Regions from separate parts of the Homo sapiens genome. Here region 1 is linked to region 2. Evidence: read pairs that join two places in POLR2A ChIA-PET (ENCODE). Cell type or tissue: GM12878. All regions are shown on one strand. Links, peaks and the distances in the headings refer to the core of each region. The heading gives the core; the rest is flanking DNA.

Region 1 (4,381 bases), core at 247-4,246, 380 kb after region 2:
GCAGGTGGTGGTATCCCAGACAATGTTCGGAACACTTAACCAAACTAGGTTTCCACAGTTTGCAGGCAGGTAACCCAAGATGTTGTCTGTGAAATGCCCACACACTTAAGGGGCGACCTGGGATCTCCAAGAGCTCTTGGAGCCAAGGCTCATCTTACAACACAGACCTGGGAGTAAATAGGTGTGTTCCAGGCACCTGCCTTTCTGGGACTGGATCTCAGCCGAGACCCTCTTGGGTTCCCACAGTGTTAATGAGTGAGCGGATTTCCGTTCACTGCAGTCTTCCTGACTCGCCAAGCTCTCTGTCACAGCGTGGCTGGTTTAGTGTTGTGCCCTTGACGGAGGCGGGACAGTTGCCCACGTTGACCCCACTGGCCGCCTCAGCTAGGCTGGGGCATGGACACCCATCCTCTGGCCTGGTCCCCTCGCCCTGGTCATCACAGCCAGCCTCGCTGTCCAGCTGGGCCCAGCTCTCTCTTTGGAGGCCCAGATGTCCTCAGGCTCTGCGGAGTTTGTTGAAGTGACTGTTTAGACTTCCAGTGTATCCTTCCCATCTGAGAGACGTTTCTAGGATGGTGGATGCAGCCCCCAGATCCCCGGCCCCTCTCTCCGCACAGAACAAGGCAGATATCGGGGGCATGCTTCCCGGGCTGACGGTAAGGAGCGTGGTGGTCGGAGGCGCCTCTGAAGACAAGGTCTCCGTGCGCCGTGGATTCCGAGGCTGCATGCAGGTGCGTGGGGGTTGTGGGGGGCGGGGGGAGGCCTGCCCCTCACAGGCAGCTCCGAGGCTGGCAGCACCATAGGTGGTTCCGTTGGTCAACCTGTTAGCTTTCAACGAGTGAAGAATTTGTCTGACAGGCATCCCCACTTTAACAGCTCCTGTTTCCTCTTCAGACCCATTCTCCCCTGCGGTTCCCCTTGGCATCCGGGCCGTCCCTGGCCCCCACAGCTCCCCACCGCCATGCCAGCCACCTGCCCCTCTGCCTTTGTGAAGTGTCCTGAATCGAGCCCCTTGCCGCCACCCCCACCCAGTCCAACCACAGACGTCACCCAAGTGGGCCCCGTGCCTGTCCCCTGGAGCCAGGGGTTCCAGCTACGGCCGAGGGAGCTGCTCTGAGTCGTTCAGCTCTCAGCCCCCTCGGCAGGGACATCCACTCCTCACGCCCCCACCGCGCACCCCAGGAGCTCAGGCTGGCGTGCCCTCTGAGCTCCTCACCCAGCCCTCCACTGCACTCCGGCCAGCAGGCCGTGGGGCAAGAGGAACAACCCTGCCCGCCCCAGCTCTGTAGATAAATGAGGCATCACAGATGAATGCCTCGCAAGGGACCAGAGAGGTCTCAGGGTTCCCTTAACCCCTACATACCTTTCCGGGCTCCTGTAGCCCCAGTGCCGTTTACTTAATGCAGGGAGTGAGGATGGGGGGGACGCCCACCAACGTCGCCACCCTGAACATGAACAACGCACTCAAGGTCAGGGTGAAGGACGGCTGTGATGTGGACGACCCCTGTACCTCGAGCCCCTGTCCCCCCAATAGCCGCTGCCACGACGCCTGGGAGGACTACAGCTGCGTCTGTGACAAAGGTGGGACCGCCCTCCCGGGGCCCTTCAGTGACAGGGAGGTCTCTTATGGCTGAAACACAGGAGGGGGGCTCAGTTTAGACATTAGCGTCCCCAGCCAACTCCCTGTGGTTCCGTGGAGCCCTGAGCTTTATTTTATAACAAGCGGGCCCCTCCTAGAGAGAGACTCTGAGCCTCTTCCTTACTCAAGGCACAGAGTGCCCCAGGCGCTCTCCTCAGCACATGGGGTGATCAGCAAAGAAACAGTGAAAAGTAAGGCCGGGTGCAGTGGCTCATACCTGTAATCCCAGCACTTTGGGAGGCCGAGGTGGGTGGATCACTTGAAGCCAGGAGTTCAAGACCAGCCAGGCAACATGGTGAAACCCCATCTCTACGAAAAAAAAAAAAAAAAAAAAAAAAGCAAAAATTAGCCAGGCATGGTGGCACGCATCTGTAGTCCTAGCTACGTGGGAGGCTGAGGTGGGAGGATCACTTGAGCTTCTTAGGCAAAGGTTCCAGTGAGCTGAGATCATGCCACTGCACCTCAGCCTGGGCAACAGAGCAAGACTCTTCTCAATAAATAAATAAATAAAAGAATTAGTGAAAAGTGCATATTAAGAAAATCCTCCATTCAGGGTGGCCTCAGAGTTTTGAGGTGCTTAAGTCATCTTCTGCTGGTGGCCATTCCCCATGTGTCCTGGGGCAGCCTGGGCCCCGTGTTCCAAGGCTCTCACCCTCCTTGGGGCAGCCCGGGAAGGCCTTCCTCTCTGCATCACTAAGTCTAACCCGCCTAACGCTGTGTTTTCGGGGACTCTGTGGCACTCTTCCTCTTCCCTCTGCTGAGTACCAGGGAAAGTCAGATCTTCTGGAGGGGACAGGTTGCTCCAGATATTTTAACGTGGAAGGTCTCGTGGATTGTGGGTGGAGGTAATGCTGGCTCTGTCCTTGCAGGGTACCTTGGAATAAACTGTGTGGATGCCTGTCACCTGAACCCCTGCGAGAACATGGGGGCCTGCGTGCGCTCCCCCGGCTCCCCGCAGGGCTACGTGTGCGAGTGTGGGCCCAGTCACTACGGGCCGTACTGTGAGAACAAGTAAGAGCAGCCCCTGGTGCCTCCCTGCACCTTCAGAGTCCATGTGGCTGTGTTCCCTCGACTCAGTGTCTTCTCTTTCTTATTTTGACCCAAAGATATGTGTGATTCTGGGTAACAGGGACATATTTTTTTTTAATTTGGCATGAATTAAGTGAAAATCAAATTTTTTTTAATTTTTATTTTATTTTTATTTTTTTGAGACAGAGTCTTGCTCTGTCACCCAGGCTGGAGTGCAATGGCGCGATCTTGGCTCCTTGCAACCTCTGCCTCCTGGGCTCAAGTGATTCTCCTGCCTCGGCCTCCCGAGTAGCTGGTCCTACAGGTGCCCGCCACCATGCCCAGCTAATATTTTGTATTTTTAGTAGAAATGGAGTTTCACCATATTGGTCAGGCTGGTCTCGAACTCCTGACCTCAAGTGATCCACCTGCCTCAGCCTCCCAAAGTGCTGGGATTACGGGTGTGAGCCACCACGCTTGGGCAATGAGAATCAATTTGGACGTCTCAAACTAACCCCATTGGATCATGTGTCCACACCTGAAACATGCAAATGACTCACCTGGAGTCCTCACTGGGCCCAGAGCAAACAGGCCCCATGAGATGCAGGGAGACGCATGTGGTTTACAGAGAATGCTTTCTCTGTCGAGTCGCTGGGCTTGAAGTCATTTCTGATGTGTGCGGAGATCCTAGTGTGGTTAGGACAGGCAGCAGCGTGCTCTCTGGGCTCTGGGCTCTGTACCCTTTGCACGGGGATCGCTGGGTACAGGTGCGTAGTCATCACAAGCGTCACTTTGTCCAAGGTGGAGCTGCTGGGTTCTTCATAAACCAAGGTTCCAGGCCGCCGTGGAGGTGATGCCCCTGTGGCTCATTGTCCTCAGCTGCTGGTGGCCATCAGGTGCAGGGACACCTGCTATGCTCCGTTCTTTGTCCTCCCGAGCCTAGAGCAGGTGCTGTGATCCCGGCTGTGACCCCATGAGTGGGAAGCAGCCTGTGCCCTGGAGCTGGTGACCTCACGAGAAGATGGCACCACATCATTCTTGGATATCAGCAAGATGTGATGCCAGGGAGAGCGCCGCGGAGGTGCCCTGGGAGTGGAGAGGGAGGTGGGAGCCAGTGTGGCTGAAGCGGGAGGGCATTCTGGGAGCGAAAGCAACAGAGCCAAGCTGGAGAGGAGTAAGGGGATGAGGCTGATCTAGAGAGGCCTGGGTGGGGACAGAGGTGGGCCCGCAAGCCAGGAACAGAATTCGGCTGTGTGGAGGCCGTGGGGGCCCAGCACTAAAGTGGCAGGACCTGGTCTTAGGGAACCCCCACCTGCCGCATGGAGCACAGCTTGGAGCAGGGGGAGTTGCCAAGAGGCTGATCCAGCATCTCCATGCCCGGCGCCACAGTCACCACTGCTGCAGGGGGATGAAGGTTCTGGGGCCCCCACGCTGCACACACACATCCATAAACGCCAGACTCTATCTCTGGCCTGGTTGTCTTTATGACCCTGATTTGTACACAGTCCTTAATACTTGCTCGCCAAGTGAGTGAATGCTAGAGGCTGGCAGCTGGGTGGAGGGAACTTGGTTAGCCAGGGGGGATTGCAGGAGCCCGCAGGACACTCGGGCGGGGCCGTTGCAGGCAGGTGGGCCTTCAGGTGACTGCGCAGGTGCAGCCCTGTCAGGAACAGGTAGGGAGACTCATGCACAGCAGCGGCCAGCACCTCGGAGGCCTGGCTTTGTCCCTGCAGT
Region 2 (4,381 bases), core at 195-4,194:
TTCTCACCCGACATCCTGGCTGGCCTCGTCCTACCCATGCAATCTCAGGCCAGTTCCTTGACCTGAGCCTCTGTCTCTGGCACACAGCAAGAGGTCAATAAACAGTAGCAGGAGGTCTGATCAGGTCACTCCTGCTCAGAAACCTTCCCTACTCCAAACACAAAAGAGCCTCAAGCCAAAACTCCTGCAGCCACCATCCTGAACACTGACCCTCACCTCCCATCCCACCACGCAGCCGCAGCTGTGCCCACTCCTTCCATCCATACCACCCCACCACACAGCCACAACTATGCCCACTGCTTCCACGCACACCATCCCACCATACAGCCACAGCTGTGCCCACTACTTCCACGCACACCTCTGTTCTCAGGTAGCCAGCGACCCGCCAGGCTCCCAAACACACCCTGTACTCCTCCTCACTCAGGCTGTGTTCAAGCCACCCTGTGCCAAGAAGGCCTTGTCCCAGCCCCTGACTACAGAACACGCCCCACACCCCAGGTAACCTTCAAAGTCCACTTTAATGTCATCTCATGTCCTCAGTGAAAACTCCCCTTTCCTTGCCTATACTGCCACAGGGCTTCCTGGCCCCTCCGTGGCCCGCTTGGCACCAGCATCCTTGCGGCAGAAGCTCCTGGCTGGTCTGTCTCCCTCAGCAAACGAAGTCCCTCGGTAGCAGGAGTAACACCAGGCTCACCTTTGCACACGCCCCAGGGCCTCATGTGCAAACAGAGCGCATCCCATAACTGCTTGTTCCATTTAATTCTCTTCCTCACTGTGCACGTGTGTGAATGATTAAGCATTTTAAAGGTACACCGTATCTTTGAAGGAATTAACTTCCAAGAACACAGCACATTCTCTCACGACAAAACCCAGCTAGGTGACACCCTCTTAAAAGCTAGTGAGCTGCTGTAAAGGTGGCCTTTTCTCTCAGCTATTTAAAAGCATGACGGCTGAGGCAGGCACATCTGGCTGATGCACAAGCTGTTACAGTGGCTCTAGTGACTGGTTTTGGAACACAAAACTAACTCACTATAGAGATTAATTCTAAGAGAAAACAAAATGCGGCCCACAGCCAACAACCCTCTACCAGCCCTTCCAGGAGGCAGCTGTGGCCGCACAGGAATCACCTACTGCACCATCAATAAACCTGAGAACTTGGCAGCAGCCAGACCCAGTCTCAAAACAGAAGAGGTGGCGCTCTGTGCTCTTCCTCCACCCCGAGAAAGCAACTCCCAAGGCCCCAGACGTGAGCAGGAAAATAGTCATAGATTCTATAAAACTGTGGTTGTCTCTGAACCTTTCTTCCTCCCAGATCCCTTCCGTATTCGGAAAGAAGCAAGGCCAGATCTCCTCTTGACTCCCGACCCCAACAGCATAATGTAGGGAGTCCCAGGCAACTCGCTAGCCTCCCGCCCCAAACACATTCACGTGAAAACAAGGGCAGCGGGTGCACCAAGCCCTCGCGGAGGAGCTGCCACCCCTAAGAGAGCCACAGTGACACCAAGGGACCCACCCCCTTTCCAAGACCGGGTCCTCTGCCCTGTCCTCTCCACACATCCCGAGCCACTGATGGCTTTCAGCCAAGGATCAGGAGCTCATCCAGACGACTGCAATAAACATCACTCGCCTCATCTAGGTGAAAGCCTTAGAGCCAGCAAGCCTATTTTATTTTTTAGTTTAGTAAAAATGTTTGATAAAAGAAGGCCCATTTCAAACCAGCACAGCAAGGAGTAGAGGCCCAGGTGCAGAAAGCTGCACGGCACACTTAAAAATTCTATCAGCATCGGCCGGGCTCCGGTGCACACAGCGCACATGAGAAGGAAGAGGATGGCGGAGGGCGAGGCAGCGCTCAAATGAACCCAAGCATGAGCAAGAACACCCAGGAGGGACCCGTGGGAACAGAGCGGATGCAGTCGGGGGCCCAGAAATATCAGGGGCCCCGAAGCCGGAAAGGGCTCTGCCTTGGATGGGCCTGAAGGTGAACCCGTTCCCCTAGGAGCTCGGGGCCTTGAGCAGAGGCCCACCTTCCCCACTGCAGGCCGTTTACGGAAGGCAGACTCAGGGAGGAGAGGGCGCCCAGCAATGCCTGGCCCTGCCCCGGGGGGCTGCCATCAGTAACAACACAGACGTTCTCAGCCTCTACTTCCTACTTAATAAGGAAACCCACAGGTATTCTAAGCAACTGGACTCAAAGGGCCTACGTGCCCCTTCATGAACCGCAGCACTCGGGGTGGAATTTCCATGTTTATCACCAGAAAAGAGGAAACATTTCAGAAAGGGGGAACAAAAAGTCTGGGGATACTCAAAATGAAAGTTCCCCACAGCACGGGGCCCAGAAATGGGAAGAGCCCAGGCAGCCCTGTTCCCTCTGGGCCTCCTGATACCTCTGCCTCTTGTCTGCAAAGAGAACACCAGGGGGGACCTAGAACAAGCTGCTCACCTCACTCCAGAAGAATCTCTGCTGCCGAGCACAGCAAGCCTGGTTTTCCCCCAGCCTGGAGGAGCCAGGCCTCAGGCTGAGCTCAGCAGGGCTCCAAGGGCAGGCAGGCCCAGCAGGCAGCAGCCTGAGTTCAAACAGGAGGATGGGTGCGGGGGCGGGAGGAACACCTCCACCCAAGCCAGCCCACAGCAGGATCAGATTCCTGGTGAGTGAGTCAGCTTTCTCTGTAATAATTTCAACACCTGTTAAGTCCCCTAGGGAATGGAGGAGATAAGGATGAGGCTGTGATGGGTAAGGGCACAGACTTCTAAGGTTCAAACCCCAGCTTTGCCACTTATGAGCTGTGTGGCTTTGAGCACGTAGCTCAGCTTCTGAGTTTCCTCATTTGTAAAATAGGGACCACACGGTACCACCCCCAGCTGCTATGAGGACTACACGTGTGGTTGCATGTACAGTGTCTAGCCCGCCGGGTGCAGTGGCTCACACCTGTAATCCCAGCACTTTGGGAGGCCAAGGTGGGCGGATCACCTGAGGTCAGGAGTTCGGGACCAGCCTGGCCAACACGGTGAAACCCCATCTCTACTAAAACACACACACAAAAAAATGAGCTGGGTGTGGCGGCATGAGCCTGTAGCCCCAGCTACTGGGGAGGCTGAGGCAGGAGAACTGCTTGAACCCGGGAGGCAGAGGTTACAGTGAGCTGAGATGGCACCATTGTATTCCAGCCTGGGTAACAGGGCAAGACTCCATCTCCAAAAAAAATAAAAATAAGTGCCTAGCCCAAGGGAAGCACTCCACAGACAATCCCTAGCGTGAGGTGTGACACCAAGGCCCCAGCCACCTCAGTTCTGAGCGCTGCAGGGAACACCTGCTCTGAGCCTGCTCCGCACACAGACACGCTCCCCGACTCCTCAGGAAAAAGAACTACGCAGGTGGGTCATCTTGTGCTCCCAGGGCCAAGCACGGTGACATTCCCCACCCTGTGACAGGACACGGGCTCCTGTTCCTGGGCTCCCCACTGCACCTAGAAGCACTGCACGATGCAGATCTCCACGGCCTGTGTTCAGGGGGTGAAGGGCTGAGCTGAGGAGGGGCAGAGATGCTGAGCCTGCCAGAGAAGGAAAGGAGGGGCAGGTGTCACTCTCAGGCCACAGAGCCAGGACAGGCCCCTGCAAGTGAGCACTGCCCTTGTCCTAGCCACAGGCAGGCCGTGCTACACTGTGGCCGTTCAGGGAAAGAAAAACAGAGATGACTTCTTTTCAACACAAATGCCCATCCATCAACAAGTGGATAAAGGAAGTGTGGTGTGGCCACATGCAGTGGCTCATGCCTGCAATCCCTGCACTTTGGGAGGCCAAGGCAGGAGGATCAGGAGGTCAGGAGATGGAGATCATCCTGGCCAACATGGTAAAAATACAAAAATTAGCTGGGCATGGTGGTGAGCACCTGTAATCCCAGCTACTCAGGAGGCTGAAGCAGGAGAATAGCTTGAACCCAGGAGACAGAGGTTGCAGTGAGCCAAGATCACACCACTGCACTCCAGCCTGGTGATAGAGTGAGACTCCCATCTCAAAAAAAAAAAAAAAAAAAAGTGCGGTGCATGTGTGTTTGTGTATATATGTATATATGTATATGTGTGTATACATATATATGTATATGTGTGTATACATATATATGTATATGTGTGTATACATATATATGTATATGTGTGTATACATATATATGTATATGTGTGTATACATATATATGTATATGTGTGTATACTATATATGTATATGTGTGTATACATATATATGTATATGTGTGTATACATATATATGTATATGTGTGTATACATATATATGTATATGTGTGTATACATATATATGTATATGTGTGTATACATATATATGTATATGTGTGTATACATATATATGTATATGTGTGTATACATATATATGT

Evidence for each region. Peaks named below come from ENCODE experiments on the same cell type or tissue, not always from the same donor. Only the 100,000 strongest peaks of a DNase experiment are listed, where the experiment ranks them.
Region 1: POLR2A ChIA-PET joins it to region 2 with 11 read pairs; 3 of 35 experiments call an interaction of 5 or more read pairs at or near these places.

The regions. Positions count from the first base shown.
Region 1 is chr22:46,394,874-46,399,254 of GRCh38, reverse strand. It overlaps CELSR1 (cadherin EGF LAG seven-pass G-type receptor 1), which reads left to right. Exons shown (of 35, transcript NM_001378328.1): 11 at 618-731; 12 at 1,407-1,581; 13 at 2,509-2,650. Among named protein-coding and RNA genes, the nearest start is that of TRMU, 61 kb to the right of the region's middle. In GM12878, for the core only: no CTCF peak of the experiment used is centred there; no DNase peak of the experiment used is centred there.
Region 2 is chr22:46,772,295-46,776,675 of GRCh38, reverse strand. The region is part of intron 1 of TBC1D22A (TBC1 domain family member 22A); the gene reads right to left. Among named protein-coding and RNA genes, the nearest start is that of TBC1D22A, 12 kb to the right of the region's middle. RefSeq lists enhancers at 2,270-2,339, 2,380-2,459, 2,522-3,037, 3,038-3,552 and a silencer at 2,730-2,909. In GM12878, for the core only: no CTCF peak of the experiment used is centred there; DNase peaks (open chromatin) are centred at 2,415 and 2,655; H3K4me3 peaks cover 3,666 bases; H3K27ac peaks cover 3,734 bases.